2 separate regions of the Homo sapiens genome follow, and region 1 is linked to region 2. Evidence: chromatin loops called from intact Hi-C (ENCODE). Cell type or tissue: tibial artery. All regions are shown on one strand. Each heading gives the region's core, and the rest is flanking DNA. Links, peaks and the distances in the headings are about the cores only. Region 1 overlaps SLC1A2 (solute carrier family 1 member 2). Region 2 has its middle 15 kb from the start of LINC02707.

Evidence for each region. A loop is a pair of places that touch in the nucleus more often than their neighbours do. Peaks named below come from ENCODE experiments on the same cell type or tissue, not always from the same donor. Only the 100,000 strongest peaks of a DNase experiment are listed, where the experiment ranks them.
Region 1: it touches region 2 in a loop (6-fold over the local background); 4 of 110 quality-filtered maps call a loop at or near these places.

Annotation. Positions count from the first base shown.
Region 1 is chr11:35,301,902-35,309,901 of GRCh38, forward strand. SLC1A2 (solute carrier family 1 member 2) reads right to left here. Exons shown (of 11, transcript NM_004171.4): 5 at 4,173-4,341. Among named protein-coding and RNA genes, the nearest start is that of SLC1A2-AS1, 24 kb to the left of the region's middle. RefSeq lists an enhancer at 3,812-3,901. In tibial artery, for the core only: a CTCF peak has its summit at 4,086 (motif pointing left); a DNase peak (open chromatin) is centred at 2,320; H3K27ac peaks cover 1,255 bases.
Region 2 is chr11:34,580,817-34,591,533 of GRCh38, forward strand. No RefSeq gene overlaps it. Among named protein-coding and RNA genes, the nearest start is that of LINC02707, 15 kb to the left of the region's middle. In tibial artery, for the core only: a CTCF peak has its summit at 5,611 (motif pointing right); no DNase peak of the experiment used is centred there; H3K27me3 peaks cover 671 bases.

The sequences.
Region 1 (8,000 bases), core at 1-8,000, 720 kb after region 2:
TTTTCATTCCAAACTAAAAGGTGCTCTCTTTTCCCTCCCCTCACTTATGAAATCATGTGTAAGCAGATTCCTTTATTACACAGATTAACGAGGAAAAGCCTGTTGGGACTTGGGGATTATCATACAAACTTTGGAGCCAATATTGGAATAGCAGAGGCCAATTAGCCAATAAATTCTTTGCTAGAGTTACATCTAGCTTGTTTTGGTATTATCCCAAATCAATGCATGGCTGGTATGTTTCACTCTTACAAAATCCTATATGTAAAATTATTTTTTATTACTACACACATAAAATGACAGGGAGAAAAAAATACTGAAAAATCAAAGGGAAAACAATAAGGAATCCGAAATTCCATTTTATCCAGTTTTTTTAAATGTAATCTGTTATTTATGAATTTGTCATAATTATTTTCATGATTGAAATGGTTAGAATGCTTTTTTAATTTTATTTATTTTTTCAGGATCATAAAGACAGAATATAGATTCACTGTCAGATTTTGCTAGTTCCTAGTCCCTCCACTCTTTTCTTCCTTTACTTGACATTCTTGACTTGTATCTAAGTCCAGCCTCACATCAGCCTTTGGGGTCAATCCTAACCCCAGGAAAGATTTAAGGAGCTTCATCTCTGCCCTCTTCATGTCAGCATCACATTGCACTAGGTCTTGGACCAACTCCAATACCCAACCATGAGTCTTACTTCTGTGTTGGCTTTACCTCATCCCCTGTGCCTGAGATCCTGGGAATCTGCCCTACACTTTAGTTCCTCCAAGGCTAGGCCTGGCTTTGCTCTTCCTACCACTCCTGTTGGTCCCTTCCATTCTCTCCCTCGGTACCTCACGCTCAGGCCTGCAGTCTCACTCCAACGCATCCAGGGACTGGGGCACATTGTGCGGCTTACAGGTGTTTCCAGTACTGCCTGGGGGCTATCTGGATTTCTAATTTCCAATCCCCATGTGCTCCCTGACCTCTGACCCCTGATCTAGTATTGCCATTCTTGAGGTCTCAGTTCTTACTACTTACATGTTCTATAAATCAGTGTTGCTATGTCCTTGGCTACAGGACTTTGCTTCCCCACCTGACTTGTTCTCTGACTCTGAAGTATGAGCCATCTTCTCTTTCCTCCTCTTCTCCACACCTAACCTGCTCAATTTGGCAGTCCTAATTTCCAGTCCCTCCCTATTATATCCAGTTTCCTATGGTGTCCAGTTATGCCTAAAGTCTTAACCCATACTCAGTAAATTTTAGCATTATAATTTGATTCTCTTATAACAAAATTCCTTCTCTCTGAACCTTTGACTTTACTCTTTCCCTAGTCATCTAACCCACTAACCTCTTTACACCAAGCACATATCAACCCAGATTGTCTAACTACCCTTTGCTGGATCCTTTCTATCTTCAGCAAAAAGAATCCATCACTTGCACTTGGGGTTACTAATACTTCACATTTAGTATCTCCTCTTTTTGCTCTCAGCTAGAAAGCTTGACAAATGACTTCACAAGTAAGTTATTGGTCTGGAAAGACAAAGGCTTAGGGAAGATTAGATCCAGGACAGAGGGAACTAGTTCCGCAGTAATGTACAAAATCAATTTCAGGCCATTCCCAAGTCCTTCTCTCAAGCCCATGGAGAGGAGTCTGCTACGTGGGAGGTCAAAGAGAATCAATCTGAATATTCTGGCTGAGAATAGCTCATATTACTTGGTTAATTTCATTTGAAATTAAGAGAAAATGCCCGAGGTATCAAGGTCCCAAAGAACTGGAATAAAAAAAGCTCCATTCAGTGTCAGCAGAAACTGGCCATATCTATGAGAGATAGGTTTTTAAAGGAACAGTTGGAGTTGATTTAAGCAGTTGGGAGAGGGTGGAGACCAGAATTGTTTCTGGAGGTTTTTTAGGAGAGAAATGGTTCCTTAAAGAAGTGGGAGGCAAGAGCTGGGGTTGTATCTTCACTTATTGCAAGTGCTTAATCCTCGGGACTTTCCAAAGCCAAAAAACAGAAAGACAGCAAAACAAACAAATAAAAAAGCCACTATCTCCACCCTCAGAAGACCGTGGAAAGAACCTTATTTCAGCCATGATTTGTAAATGGGAAGTTTCTCAACAGTCTAACTTCCCTTGGCTTTCCAGAGCCTTGATCTGCACTTGGATGGAAACCGTATTCAGCTTGTAATTTTTCTTTGTAAACATTGCCTAATTGAAATTGCTCACTGGAACGGGGGTGTTGCATCTGAACAAAACCCTCTTGGACTTGGCCGCTGGGGTTACAGAGTAGTGAGTTGTGTTGAAACTCCCCAGTAGAGCCAAAGGTCCTGTGACTTCCCAGAATCCACCAAGACTCTGGAAACAACCAGGAAAGTCTTTGAATGATTCACTCCAAAGCCCTGGCCCCATTGTTCATGGCCTCAAGCTCCTCCTGAGTATGGAGAAGACTGAGGAACACTTTGACAAAAGGGGGTTGGGTGTTTTAAGTTATGACCCACCAGAAAAGACCATGGGGGAGTTAGGAAGGACCTGAAAGGAACATAGATAGCTGGACAGTGAGGGAGAAGAGCTGCTCGGTGGTGGGTGCTGGGGATATTTGCAAAATCTCCCCAGAGGAACTCTCCTTCCTACTCCTCGCTCCTTCCACCTCTCACCTCCCACTGGTTGTTAAACAATGTTTATTGATCTTCCATTGCCCAGCAACCTAGTCAGCTCATCTCTTCCCTCACTCTCACTCATCCAACCTGCTTCCTGCCAAGCCAAACAAAAAAGATCTGCTTCTGCTTCTCAGTGACTGTGCAATTCTGCTCCCTCTCTCTCCTCTTTCTCTCTACCATTCTAGATGGCTAAGGAGTAGGCTTACCAAATTTGGAACAAACAAACAAACATGACACTCAATTACTTTTTGAATTTCAGGTAAAAAATGAATACTTTTTTTTTAGTATTATTATGTCCCATGCAATATTTGTGACTTACACTAAAAAACTATTTGCTTTTTATCTAAAATTCAAATTTATCCAGGCATTCTGTATTTTATCTGACAACCCAACTAAGGAGACAAGGCCATGTGATCTTTCAGATGACAACGTGAAAGGACTACTGAGCTCATTCATCTCTAAGTAGCTGTCATCCAAACCTTTAGAAATTGTGCTTGGATAAATAAACATACTTCATCCATCCAGATTCACCATTTCTCCCAGGTTTTGGCCAAATGCCCCTATTTCCTGTCTCGGGGACACCATTCTAGTGATGGATGGAGGTTACGGAAGGGAGTGGACCCACTGAGTGGGAGGGGAGCAAACTGGGCAGACTAGAGCCGCTCACATGGTAATAAACCTCTGTCCCTCATGGAGGTATTTTCTTACTGAACTCCTCAGCTCTCCACCCACTTTGAATAATGATCACAGCTCATACGGAGAGAGCACATGGCATGTGCTACTGTGCCCTATATGCACAATCACATTTCATCCTCACAGTAATCTACAAAATAGATGCCAATCCTATTTCCATTTTACAAATGAGGCTCAGAGAAATGGAGTAACTTGCCCAGGGTCAGATAACCAGTAAGTGGCCCATACTGGATCCAAACCCAGGTCTGCCCAACTGCAGAGCCCAAAAACCTCTAGGATGGCATGCTAAGAAGGTACTGGGCTAGGAGAAAGGGCTCACTGGGATCCCAGAAAGTAAAACAAGATAACAAGATAATCTGTAAAGCTCCCTTGGTACCTACTCCAACACTTTACAATCCTGGTAGCATTGCATTTGTTTGCAGACTAAGGGCTGTGGTGGTCCAGCCCCCGCACCTAGCACAGCACCAGTACATGGGGGCAGCTTTTAAAAAATGCTTAAGAAACGAAAGCAATGGATGTGTCACTTAATAACACAGAGAGTCAGAGAAAGTGACTTTCTAACACCACACAGAGAGTCAGGGAATGTGCCCAATGACGGTGAGCTCCCTCCTTTTTTCCCATACCCAGCTTCTTGCTGCCCTGTCCCCTTATGGTCTCCTCTGCCCTTCTCTCTCTTCCTTAAATCGCTCAGCTCTCAGTCCCAGTGACCCTCAAATTGCTCCCCAGAGAGAGCCTCCTGCTCCACCTAGAGGACAGCTGAGTCATCAGTTTTCTGAAAAGGGAGTGCAGGATAGCCCAGCCATTGCCAGGGAAGCAGAATCCCGGACCACCAGCTGGCCTACCTAAGACGTTCATCCCATCCTTGAACTCCAGGCCCTTCTTGATAACCATCTTAGTCTCCTCCGGCACCTCAGTCACAGTCTCGTTCAACAGAGAGACAACAGCGCTGGTTGCGTTGGCCTCCTCGTCCGGCGGTGGTGCAACCAGGACTTTCTTCGTCACTGTTTGAATCTAACAGAGTGAGGGAAAAAAGGCATAGAGCTGAGATTTGGCCTATAAGGTGAAAAAAAAAAAGATTGGCTACTCATATATTTTAAGGTTCCCAACAGGTTAACAATAATTAAGAAATGCCAAAACAAGGTTATGAAAACTGGAGAATATTTTATATGTCTATATTTACAAAGTGGTGTTTTATTATACACAGTGAGATACAATTGTCCTAATCACAGATAATTACACAATTTTTTATTTGTGCAAATTTATGGGGTACATGATAAATTTTTTAATGTATACAATGTGTGATGATCAAATCAGGGCATTTAAGGTGTCTAACATCTGAGTACAATGCATTTTTTAAGTACAGTCATCCAACTCTGCTATCAAACATTGAATGAATTCCTTCTATCTTTCTGTATGTTTGTACCCTTTAAGCTACTTCCCTTCGTCCTTCCCCTTTCCCCCCACTCACCCTTCCTAGCCTCTGTTATCTATTTTTCCACTATTTTTCCATGTGTTCAAATATTTTAGCTCCCACATATAAATGAGAAATGCAATATCTGTCTTTTTGTGCCTGGCTTATTTCACCTAAGATAACGACCGCCAGTCTTATCCATGTTGCTTCAAATGACACAATTTCATAAATATAGAATGTATGAAAATAATTTGCAAATGTACTATAAGTACTGTAGTCAATAATAGGACACAGGCTTAAACTTGGGGGATAAATGTCTTCTTTCACTCCTATGATTGTAGCTCAGAAACAGTATGAAATGTCTAACTTGGATGCTCTTCCCAATTGTGAGACCCAGTTAGATGGTCCTTCCAGTTGTGATGGTCCTTCCAGTTGTGATGGGCCCTGGATCTGGTTAAGAATAGGAAGCCTTGGCAGGGGTCAGATCAGCAACTCATGATCCACCTGTTTTCCCCTCTACCTGGTCCCCACTGGACAGGGGTATCACAGGCTGCCTCAGTTTGGGCTCCTTCTAGAGCCAGGCTCAGCTGGAAATCTCCATCTGGGCACCAAGAGTGCCAGCTGCCAGCAGCCACCATGGCAGGAGCATTTGCTTATATTTCAGATCCAAATTCAAGGTGGGAAGACAGCCACTCCTTCTGAGCAGTGATGCCAAGCCTTTCTCAATGTTCCCCAAGTGTCTCTGTCAGATGACTCACAAGGAACCTCTCCCGCTATTCCTCGACATCCATGGCAGTGGTCCTATTTTTAAAGGTGCCAGGCACCCTACATGCAGAGTGCTATAAAAATCCACATCTGAGCTTAAAAAACACCACCTCCAGGGGCATTAAAATAGAACTCAATGCAGAATCCTAGATTGTCAGTGCTGGCATGTAGTAGGTAACAGATGGCTGAACCCCGAATAGATACGGAAGAAGATGTACGGGAAAGTCAAGTGACTTGTTGGACGTCATGGAGTTATGGGCAGAACTGGGATGTCAACTCAGATGACCTCACCTCCATTGAGTTATTTCCACAGTCTGTGCTGTATGTTAAGCTATAGGGACCCAATCCTACTGTGCTGGTTCCCATAGGAAGCAATGCTGAACTGCCAGTTATTTAAAATGGATGGGAAGGGAGGTCAGTGTTCTCTGAGGTGAGGCAGGGTGCTCTCTGTTCTAGCCTGGCCACATGTACTCGTGCAGGGAGAGAGGAAGCCTAGGGCCTGCTGTGTGAGGGGAGAACAGGCAGCCCACTTCTCCCCTCAATGTGGCCCCTTCATCTGGGCAACATTGGTGTGAAGAGAATGCAGGGAGGATCACAAGAGAAGCTTATGTGAACAGCAGAGTCATGCTCCCAGGAAAGAAAAGGGAACCAAAGCCAACTGTCAACCTATCCTAAGGATGCTAAAGAAGCCTACGTTTGGTTTAAAAGAGAAATACTCATGGATCTAAATGAATGGTGGCTGTCAGGATCAGGCAGGAGGCCAGCTGCTACCTATTTTACATCCATTACGTCTTAGGTCAACAGTAGCCCTTCGACTCAAGGGCAGCTTGCTAGTTAGTTGCTGAAGCAGGATTCGAGATGAGTTATGTTTGACTCCAGAAATCCAGATTTCAAATAGCAAAGGCCAGTGATGTAAGTTGAAGCTGAGGAGATAGGAACACGAACGCAGGCCGAGTTCTCTGCCTGAGTTCCTGATTCACAGAAGCTGTTCGGTTGCACAACTCCATGTAAGTGCTGTTTTAGTCTGTTTTGTGCTGCTACGACAGAATACCTAAGACTGGATAATTTATGATAAACAGAAATTTATTTTTTCACCATTCTGGAGACTGGGAAGTACACAATGAAGATATCAGCATCGGGCAAGAGCCTTCTTGCTGCATCATTATATGGAGGAAGGTAGAAAGGCAAAGAGAGGCACAAAGGAGCCAAACTCATTCTTTTATAGCAGCATTAATCCCATCCATGAAAGCAGAGACCTCATGGCCTAATCACCTCCCAAAGGGTCCACTTATCAATATTGTTATAATGGCAACTAAATTTCAGCATGAATTTTGGAAGGGACAGACATCCAAAGCATAGCAGGTGCTAATTCCAGTCTCCCTGTCCCTAAGCCACCATCATGTCTCATCATAAAACCTGCAAAACCATAAACTGACCTACTCAACTTTCTTCTTGTCTGCATACAGTCTATAGGTAAGTGTGGCTACCTATAACCCTATCTATATCCTTAGCTTCCCCTGGCCCACCAAGTCATGCCTGAGCTGAGTTTACCTTCCTCCACTCACTATACCTCCACACTGGCCTCACACAGCCTCCTTTTTCTTTTCTGAACATTATAAGTACTTTTCAGCTTCTGCATATCTGTGCCTCTACTGAGAAGCTCCTTTCCCCAGCTCTTTGTAGGCCTAACTCATTCTGATCCCCTATCCTCTCAGCTGAAATATCTCCCCTAGTTACCACCAGCCTATCATCCTGCCTCTAGCCCTCAGAGAACACCTGTCTTAATGTTTAAGTCTCTTCTGTGTTTCCCTGATGTTTGTTTTGGTCTACCTCCCTCCCCTTTAATGTAAGTGAGCTCCTTGGGGCAGGGTCCTCATCTGTCTCCTCCCCCCGTGGCATCCTTGTACAAAGCAGAGAGCCTGGCAGCCCGTCCTGCTCACAAGTATTGGCCGAGTGAACATACACAGATCACGGAATTTTCTGGAGGAAAAGAACCCATGCGGTCTCTATTACTGGGCTGGATTTAACGTTGTAAGGTCATATCTTACAGCCAGTTACTGTCTTGGAAATCTCACTTTGGTTCAAAGTAAGCCCCAGAAAGCAAGCTGGAGACCTCTCTGCTCACAAAGACACAGGGACTTAACTTGGGCAAACCAGGCCCTGTCGCCTGGGAGGAGGCAGTCTCCACTCTGCGGGGAGCTCATCTTCCTCTTTACATTTCTGTTTCTAACTCTGGTCAAGGAGCCTCCTCCACTCAAGACAGGTTATTTTAAATGACTTCTAGCTGTACTCATGGACACAGAAGATGTCTCTCACGCACCCTTTCTCTCTGGAAATGCCACGTCCCTTTAAAAGAGTTTCCTGTCCTCAAGTCCTCTTCAGTGCCTTCCTTCCAGGCTTAAGGAATCTGTAACCATCCTCTCCCTGAGGTGGATTCTACACCATTCTTCCTCAGGTTGTCCTAATCCAAAGGGACCTTGATACTGAGCCTACT
Region 2 (10,717 bases), core at 1,156-9,155:
TTGGAGAGAGGGAGGGAACAGCATGAGCAAAGGCTCAGGGGCAGGAAGGGGCTTTGCATATACGAAGAACTGAAAGGCCAATGCGGCTGGAACAAAGAATGGAATGGTGTGGCATAAAGTGCAGCAGGGACCGGGTCAGGGAGAAGACCATAAAGCATTTGTGCACGCTGTTAAAGAATCTGTATGCAACCTTGGTGGACGTGGGAGACATGACTGCTGAACTTGAAGCGCATCCCTGGAGATGGGGATAAATGGAGGGATGCGGGATGTGTGAAGCAAGAGGCTTGTTCATGGTCAGAACCGGCATCTGAACCCAGCTCTCATGACAAGTCTGCTGCTCTTTTTGGTACACAAAACCCGTTTCTTTCTCTGTGTGAGAATGAACAAGGTGCCTGCACATTTTTCTGTCCCAGTGCAGTGTTTGAGGATGCTAAGTTACACCCCAACAGCTGTGCAAAATCTGTTTCTCTCTTGTGTAGTGATGGAGGCTATACATTGTGTTGTGAAAGGTGTCACTCATTTGGGAAATTAGAACAAAACATAGTCATTGCCTTTAACAGCACACAGCCTAATAGAGGCAATAGGAATGTAAACAGGGTCCCAAGCCAAAACTTAACATGAGCAAGTTATAGAATCATATACAATTCTTAGGGTCATAATTCTAGGGCTACATGTTTTGACTGTTTGACCACACTATATGCAGCAGTATCGTTAATGGTCCTGGATCTAGGCAGCATTTTCCGAAGTAGACTTAAAATAACATCACTCTTAGACTGGTCTGATTCTCTGTTTTGGCTAGAAATTGTGTTCCTCAAGAATAATAACACATTTAAAATCATCCTTATTTTTTAAGTTCAGATATTCTGCTAAATCATTGATCTCCATGAATTCATTGGTCAATGTTTTAAAACTTTCTCACAAACGGGCTTATTGGAAATGGAGGCAGAAAATAAGGTGTTCAATAATATGACCACATGGTCTAAATTTCCTACAATACGCTTAGTTTACATGTGCAACACCTTTGTCAGACATATACCCAATTTTGGTTTGAAAATAGCATTTACTTCCCAGGAGTGGTGTGTAGGAACTTAAGGGTCCTAGTATGTATGTCTCTAGTGGAAACTTTGGGGTTCAGTTTGAAAAGGCAGTGTATCTCATGTGGATCCCTGTGATTCTCAGGGATTCTATACTAGGCAGTCCCTTGTGGATGCCTGGGGAAGTCGGGCTGTGATCCTTACAGACCTTCTCTGAGCTGCCATACAGATGGGGCAGAGGGTGAATGATGGAAAAAGAACAAATGTTGCTGATGGTCCATGATTCGTCCGCAAATATTGTAAAACCCTGTACTACCTGGCTGATGCTTTAACAAAATAGCTTCAGGGACATTAAAAAAGTAGTGTTTCCTGGTGTGCTGGTAAATATTTATTGATACAAAGATTGTGTAATCACAATTTAAAATATACAGTACTCTTGATTGTAAATTCCTTATAACCAATTGATCCCCACAGAATGCTCTTGTTGACTTTTGTTTGAGGCTCTTGTATCTATAGTGTATCCAATCTATTATTGCAATTGATGGACAAGTGCCATTCTGATAAGAATGTGGGCTGAGATTTCCCTTTATGTTAATGAGTAAGAAGAAAGGGAAACAGCAGAGCTAGACACTGGGCCTTCAATCGTTTGTTAACAACACGAGCAACCTTTTTGTTGAACTGGATAATAGTTTTTGAATACTGGAAGAATATTTCCTCAGTCTTTTTCTGTTATTCACCATGCATTGGCTACAGTCACATTTTAGAATTTAACCTGCATTATTAGCATTTCTCCATCACTTTTTATAAGTCTAGACTGGGGATTATTAAACTGTGGTCTAGGGGCCATATCTGGTCCCCTGACCTGTTTTCGTACATAAAGTTTTCTGGAACACAACCATGTCCACTAGTTTTATATATTGTATATGGCTGCTTTTGTATTACAATAGCAGAAGCAGAGTCGAGTAGGTTGGACAGAGATTTAATGGACGCAAAGTCAAAATTATTTAATATCTGGCCTTTTGCAAAATAAGATTTACCAAGCCTTGGTCTGGGTGGTCAACAAAACAATAAATCAAGCCTTGATCTGTAGTGTCTGCCAATTTCCATGGTGTAAATACTCCCATCATGGCCAATTTCTATCTACCAACATGACACAGCAAAACATAGAGTTGGGAAGAGATGTGTAAAGTACACCGTTATAGAGTATTCTCACTCTATAGCTACAGTGGCTATAAATAACTTCCAGAGCATAGACAATAGTAAAATGTAGTCATAATTAAGAACTGGTAAGTTTTGAGTGTTTATTACCTTTGTTTCTAAATACAATTTATTTAATTTTAAGTTTATATTTTAATTTCGAATAATGGCTGGGTTTAACAAGTGGTTTGCAAAATCTCTGAGAACTTAACAATCAGTTATCATGAGTTGGCACTATTGCTTTCCTTTGGTGCCCAGCTGTCTTCTTTTTTCAGCCATTTCCCTGTCTCCAGGAGATAATCCTTTTTTTTCTTCTCAGCCTGTCTGCTTCCCAAAGTATCCTTTGTTCTTTTCATGGCCCTCTGGCTACGCAGGGACCCCACTTTTTGCCAAACTAATCTTTTAAAACATATGTCCCACAGAGTACCATTCCCTTTCATCTGCTTCCCATCAATACTCTTATTTCTACAATAGGGTTGATACCAAATGGCCAGCAACAATTTGTAATAAGCTGTAAATGATTAATGGCCTGGAAACACTTGCATTTTAAAAAAAGGAGTCTTGTTGACCCAAAGGTTATAGGGTTTGAATGTCTGGCAACATTGCAGGTGTGAGGAACGTCTTTGGAATTCCTAGTTCCCCCCAAAAGGTTACTGTCTTCTTCAGTGACAAACAACCAACCCAAGCGTGTACCCTGATGCTCCTCATTACCCCTCAAAACTTTTTCCTTTTCAATCTTTTTAGTTTTAGCTCTTTATTTCCCCTCCACTTTCATTCCTTATTTAAACCTCTCAATTGTAACTGAAGCAGATGTTATATGGACTTGGGGAAAGGGATCAATAAATCATTCAGTTGTTTGTGCTTATCTAGAACTGTCAGCCCCTGAATTGTGTGGTCTTGGCTGGCATCTGAGCACACCTGGTGCATCAGCAGAATCAGTGTTCTCTCAGTTCCTGGTTGGCTCTACTGTCTGGCACCATTCGGCTGTTTGTACTTATCTGGAACTGCCAATGGGAAGATCACATGGTCATTGAGAAACCGCACCCTGAAGAGATGGCTAAAAGCCTGGAGGGCATGCCCATCACAGCCTTGCCGGGAGTGTGAAAGGTGGTGTGAAGACCCTGGGGCTCACAGGACTCCCTCACCACGGGGCACAGTGTAAGAAGGTCCACGGTGAAAATGCAGTAGGAGGCAGTTACATCAGGCTCTGGATCGATGATATCAAGGAACAACCCAGGCTGAAGGAAAAGGCGTTTGTGTTTCAGGAAAGATGTATTGAGCCTCATCCATGCTCCAGACTTTGTTTAGGCCCTGGGTTACAGCATGGAATGGAATGAAACCCCTGTTCTTTAGTTTCTTACATGTTGAGTGGGTGAGACAGAAAGCAGCAATATGGTAAAGAGGGGGGAACAGGGGAAGAATGGTAGGAGATCAAGTTAGAGAGGGGAATGGGCTAGATCATGGAGCAACCGGGGCAAGATGTCAAGCCCTTGGAAGGTTTTGAGCAAGAGAGTGTTATGTTCTGACTTACGTCTTGAAACACTCTAGTTGCTGTACAAGGAGACCAGGTCAGAGGCTATTGCAGTTGTCCAGGTGAAGGTGGCCAGGTAGCGATGGAGGATGAGAAGTAGAAAATTCTGTGAAGGCAGAGCTGACAGGATTTACAGATGGATTGGCTCATGAGAGGAAAAGAGGGACTCACGGATGATGCCAAAGTTTTTGACCTGAGAAACTGGAAGAATGGAATTTCCACTTACTATGATGGGAGAGGTTGTGAAAGGATGACTTAGGGGTTGGAGAAAACCAGGAGTTTGGATATGGGCCTTAGATATTGCCATGCAGATGTTGAGTAGACAGCTGCACATATGAGTTGGGAGTGCAGAGGGAGAGGCTGGGGTTCTGGGTATCAGTATATGAATCATCTGTGTCCACATGGCATTTAAAGGCATGAGACCAGGTGACCCCCCTTATAGAAAGATTAGATCCAAAAGAGTAGTGGTCTGAGGACTGGGCTTTAGGCCCTGATGCTCAGAGGTGAGGACCCAGGAAAGGAGACACAGAGAATCCTCTTTGTCAGAGCATTACAAAAGGGCTATTTGGAAATAGTTCAGGTGGTGACTGGGTGAAAAGCCCTTCGAACAGCCTCAAGGACCCAGGCTGGTGGACTGCTGGCTGAGTCCTGTTGTGCCTCAGAGGATATTGTAATATTTGGAAAAATTTCTCCAAGTCAAATTTAAATTAACATGAATGTCATATGGCTTTTTGGTACGTCCTACAGTCAAGCAAATAACAATTGGATAGGGTAGCTGCAGGAAGACTGGGTGTCTCTACAGTGGTCAAGTTGGAAGAACAAAGAATGAGTGATTGATCTTTTGCTACTCCCCAAGGGGAGAAGCCACTGATAGCTTCCTTGGAAGCACTTTGTATCTCACCTGCCCCAGAGTAGATTAAATATTAAGTTTCCTCCCTTCTTTCAAGTCCTAGTGCTGCCATTGATAGTGCTGTGACTTCAGGAAAGTTGCTTAACTTTTCCAAACCTCTATTTCCTCATTACTAATGAGTAATAATTCCCACCATAGGGTGTTTATAAAGATTAAATAATTTTAAATATGTTGAAGCATGTAGTGAACTGCAAAGCAATATGCAAATATAAGAGGTGGAAATGACTATGCCTATAATTACGTGGCTCAATTTACACAATAATAGATTTTCACACTTTGCATAAATAATGAGGGTTTTTATACTCAAGTCACTGAACTTACTATCTTCAGGATCCAAAATCCCCAAACAGAAGGCATCCCCTACTGTTAGCTCAAATAGCTCTTGCTGGTTTAGAGAGTTAATGCAAGCCCCACTGCCTCCTGAGCTGGAAACATGAAACAGAAGTTTCAGTTCCCTAATCAATCCATTCTTTCTTCCTCTGGCTTCTGATAGGCCTCCTCCTTATCTTTGTAAACCCTGTAGCTGGTTGCTAGTTGAAAGTGCCTCTGATCTCCCTCTTCTGCCTCCCATGATGTTGATAAAAAGCACGAGGGCACATGCAGGATGAAAACGATCGTGGTCCTGCCAGCCTGAATTATTAAAGCATTTCAGTCCTAAGTATGAGGTGTGTATATGTTGGGGTGTGGAGTGAGTTGTGGAGATGAGAGACAGCTGAATTACATAAAGTTGAGAAGATCTGAGTTCTAGTCTTGAAATTCACAAGCCATCTCTATACAATAGTTCCGTTACTCAGTAAAGTAAAAGCATTGGATCTAAGCTTTAAGGACCCTTCTAGTTCTTTCTGATTGGAATTGTGTGACTTCATCTTTTGTGGGTTAGAAACTCATCACTCTGTCCAGTTATTTCTATATTATGCCACCAGATGGCAATGTTTCCTTAACCCCAAAGAAAGTTTTCATTCTGGTAAAAAGTCAAGTTTTGTTGCCAACTTTTCCCCCTCTGAACGTGCAAAAGAATGATTTTCCGAAGCTGTGGAGGAAAGAAAGAACTCTCCTTCTGAACATCTCAGGTGGTTTATGCTGGAAACAGACAGGACCCTGTTTAGAGAAGATCTCTCTTTTCTTCGTGGACTGGGAACTCCAGTTGGAATGATGTCTCCTGTGATTGCGTATGGTGGGAGGTGGGAGATGTTGGAATTGGCGTGTCCTCAGGAGGCTTGGGGGTGGGGGAGATGTGCCCTAGCTGGTGGGCCTGCATGAGCCCTGCAAAACTCTGACTTATAGAGGGGCATCAGATGCCAAGTTTTACCAGACCATGCAGAACTAGGAATTGCCAGATGCACTCATAGGGCAGCTAAAATGGTCCTGGCAGAATCAGACTCTTTCGCTCATAAAGGTCAGAGACGCAAGAAAGCGACATAAAGTCCAGCCCTTTTCTTGTGCAGATGGGGAAATTGAGGCCTAGAGCAGGTCAGCTGTCCTGATTCTATCTCCTTGCCAAGTTACTTTGTATTTAAACATTTCAAGTAGACTTTTCAATCATCTCATCTTGCTGTGTTCAGCTAGCGCACCTTGTTAAGCCTGTTGGCCTCCGGGCCTGCCAAGCCCCTGCATCTATACACACCAGGGCATGCTGCATGCGCTCAGTGAGACTTCAACAGCTGACTGATTCGTTCAAACCTATCAAACAGCAGACTTAGCTAGTTGGGGAGAAAAGTCATTTAAAGTAATTGCTTATTAATCTGCAAAACAAGTCTCATAGCAGGTTTTTATTTTATTTTATTTTTTTTTTTGCTTTTAACAACGATATAATAACAACAAACATTTGTTTAGTGTTTCCTGTGGACCAGGCTCTGTGTTAAGCACTTAACATCACTATATCATGCACTTTTGCTAATAAAGCTGTGAAATAGTTATTACTATTTCTGCTTTACAGCTGCAACAGAGACTCAGAGAGGTTAGGTAACTTGCCCCAGGTCACAGAGCTGGAAGGAGCAGAGCCAATATTCACACCCTGATTTGCGTAATTCCAGATTTGATCTTCTAGCTTCTATGCTGTGCTGCCTCTTCATGACAGTTTTTCTCATGTACAGGATCTGATGCAGAAACTTATCGGAGTTTCTTACCGGAGCACCAGTCACCTCTCATCATTTTCCTGTTTTGACGTGAAGGCTCAGTGATAGTGAGCAGGCTCAGGGTCTACAGAGTTGGTGATATCAGCATCACACAGGACATTCAGAATGTTGACTCCAGGGATGTTGAGAGATACTCCTGCACAAAGCTGCCAGCACCCGTGTCCAAGAAACACTCAGAATCTAGGTCTCCTTGTATATTTTCCCCACTACCTGCAAAGGTAAAGAGGAACAGGCAGTGCTGGGACCGAGGGAGCGACAGTCCTAATGGAAGCTAGTGTGTTGAGAGTCTCCTCTGTGTCATGCTCTGAGCGACATGTTTTATATGCACGATCTCATTTAGACCTTGTGACAGCATGTTGTAGCAAGGACCCCATCATCACAGGGGGCAAATGTCTGCAGTGCAGAAAGTCGTCCTGAAGAAATGGATGTCAGATAAAAACAGTCTTCATAAATCAATGATCCTGTTTTACCTCAAAAGTGCATGAAATGGAAATGGAAATATCTTGTGAAGATGTAGACAAATGACGGTCATTGCCCAGAGCAGTAGTTACTGTCAGAAAAAGAGATAAGGATTTCCAGTCTGACAGACTGGATTCCTGGCTCAACACCACCCCCTTCTAACCATGTGACCTTGGGCAAATTACCTAACCTTTTCTGAGTCTCAATTTCCTCATCTTCCAAAAGGGGATAATATCATATATGTTCCAAGATTGCTGTGAGTATTAAATGAGATGATGTATGTAAAGTACCTGGCCAGCAGTCTCTGGCACATAGTAAGTATTCAATAAAGACTAATGGTGGAGATGAGTATAGGGGCTACTAATGCCCATCCTTACTCCAGAGACTTCTTTCTGACCATCATGAGGCACTTTTGAATATCTAAACCCATTTAAAGCCCACTTTTCTCTATGGCTGGCCATTTCTGCCTATTGACAGCTAATTTGCCTCATCCTACAGGACACCTTCCATGTTTCCCCAGACTCCAGAAATCAGGTATTAAATTATCAGGGCTTCAGGAGCCATGGTCTATGATGAGTTTACTACCTGTGCCCAATAAATGTTTAAGAAATAAATAAGAGCCAATATAACTATAAAGACCAAGAGCCAAAATAAGTCTCTTTGCTTGCGCTTTAGATCTTAAGAGTCCTTTATATTCAAGCTGCTCAGAGTCAAACGTGTGCCTAATAAACATTCTACAAAGGTCCTGGCGTGGTGTGACCAAAGGAAGAGAGAGGGCTCCAGTGTCTGTCACTGGGAGACCAGATGGACAGCCACGTGGGGCAGGGCCACTGGTGCCACATGTCCAGGTCTGTTAAGCCCTATGAAAGACACTTGAGTCAAAATGTATTTCTATCTAAGAAAGAAGACTATAAATGGAAAAGGGAGAGGGGAGAAGACCTCTCAAGGGCATCTCCCTCTAGAAGTAGAGATTGTGAATCTGCAGCAGAAAGGTTTTAAACAAGGGATAGCAGAATGCCTGGATGGTGTTCTAGTGCCTGAATGGAAAAAGGCCACAATGACCAACAAATCCCACCTACATCCGCCTTCCTCACTGCCTGAAATCCCACCATTAGGATTTTTTTCCTTTTGGGTTAGCAACCAAGAAAGAGTAAAGTCTGGAAGACTCTTATTCCACATCTTCACTTTGCAGCGCCTCTTTTTTTTTTTTTTTTTGAGATAGAGTCTTGCTCTGTCACCCAGGCTGGAGTGCAGTGATGCGATCTCAGCTCACTGCAAGCTCTGCTTCCTGGGTTCACATCATTCTCGTGCTTCAGCCTCCCGAGTAGCTGGGACTACAGGCACCTGCCACCACTCCCAGCTATTTTTTTTTGTATTTTTAGTGGAGACAGGGTTTCACCGTGTTAGCCAGGATGGTCTTGACCTCATGATCCGTCCGCCTTGGCCTCCCAAAGTGCTGGGATTACCACCTCTTCTTAATTACAAACATAAACAAAAACTAACAACTTTCTAGTTTTTTCTTTTTCTTTTTTTTTAAATTACAAAAGAGATCCATATTCGTCAGAGAATAATTGGAAAAAAGAGATAAGCAAAATCAGAAAAATAAATTCAGCCTGTAATCACCCAGAGATAACAATTATTAAAATTTAGGTATTCACTTTGTTATTTCCTTTTATAACAAAACTTTTTTTTCTTGTGAAATTTAATAGAATACAATTGAACTATTTTTTCCTTTATGGTTAATGATTCTTGTTTCTTATTTAGGAAATCATTTCCTGAGTCATAAAGAATTCTCTCATATTTTCTTCTAAAGCTTTATACAGTTTTGCCCTTCAAATAAGGTTAATAACCCACCTAGAATTGATTTCTGTGTATGGCATGCAGTAGAGACAAGTTCTACTTTTTTCTCTCAAATGAATATTCAGTTGGACCAAGGCTGTCCTTTCTCCACTACTTTGCAGTTTCACTTTTTGTTGAAAAATCAATTGTTCATACATGGGTAGATCTCTTTCTGGGCACTCTTGGAGTCTATTGGTCTGTCTATAAGTTGAACAGGATCAGACAGGCTGTGCTTTGTTTCAGGTAACAAAGAACCCCAACATCTCACTGATGAATACACTAAAGTCATTTTTGTTTTCCATTGGCAGTTCACTTCTGATGCAGGAGATGCATCAGGCCAACCGCCCTTTGCAAGGTGAAGTGTCTGCACCATTGGAAGTACTCTCCATCCAGGGGAGAGAGACTGGAAATGGTCCATGAGGTTTTCATCGACCCAGAATGAAAGCATCACCCATCATTCCCTTCTTGTTACAGCCTATTTGTCAGAACCAGTCAGAGTTCCACCCACCTGCAAAAGGTTGTGACGTGCTGTTTGCGATTTGCCTGGAAGGAGGGAATACCCAGATACAGGAAAATGCTAGTGACGTGCACTTCCATCTAACTATCTTTGAATGAAAATGACAGTCTTAATTACTGCAGTAAGATAAGCAGACTCTATACCTGGTAGAGCAAGTCCTCTTACCCCATTTCTTCTTCAAGAAGGTCTTGGCTAGTTTGGAACCTTGGCAATCCCATATAAACTTTAGAAAATGCTAGTTAAGTTCTTTAAAAATCCTGCTGAGACTTTTATTGAATCCATAGCTTCATTTAGAGAGAGCTGACATTTAAATTAGGGAGTGCTCCAAGCCACTAACATAGAATTTCTCTCTTTTACTCCAGGTCTTCTTTAATTTCTCTCGAGTGTTTTGTAATGTTTTGCGCAAAGTTCTTGCACATCTTTTGATAGATTTCCCCCTAGGTTTTGGATATTTTTAAGATGCTAGTGTAAATGTTATTGCTATATATTTTTCATTTTACAAATATATGTGTTTAGTATATAGAAATTTAATTCATGTTTCTGTATTGACTTTATTGAGTAACCTTATGAAACTTTCTTAAATTCTAAAAATTATCCACAGCTTCCCATAGATTTTCTATGTAGGTAATAACATAATCCACAAAAATGACACTTCAATTTTTTCCTTTCTGTTTCTTATGTCTTTATTTCTCTTTCTTGCATTTCCCATGTGGGGTCCCTAGACACTGTTGAATAGATGTCGTGATAGTGAGCATCCCTGTTCTGTACACAGCCTCGAAAGGAAAATTTTCAGAGTTTTGTTTTAAACAATCTGGTTGTTATAGGTTTTATTGTAGCAGCTCTTCACCAGATTACCTGCATGTTTTCTTTTTTCTAGTTTCTAAGACTTTTAATCCATTAATGAGTGGATGTTGAATTTTAACAAATGCTTGTCTCTGCATGTATTGAAATGACTATATGACTTTTCCCCAATTGATCTGTTAAGTTGGTAAATTACACTGATATTCCAAAGTTAAAGCAATTTTTACACTGGCACCCTCAAGTAAGCCAAATTTGGACATGATGTATTTTTAAATATATATTGCTGGTGTTGGC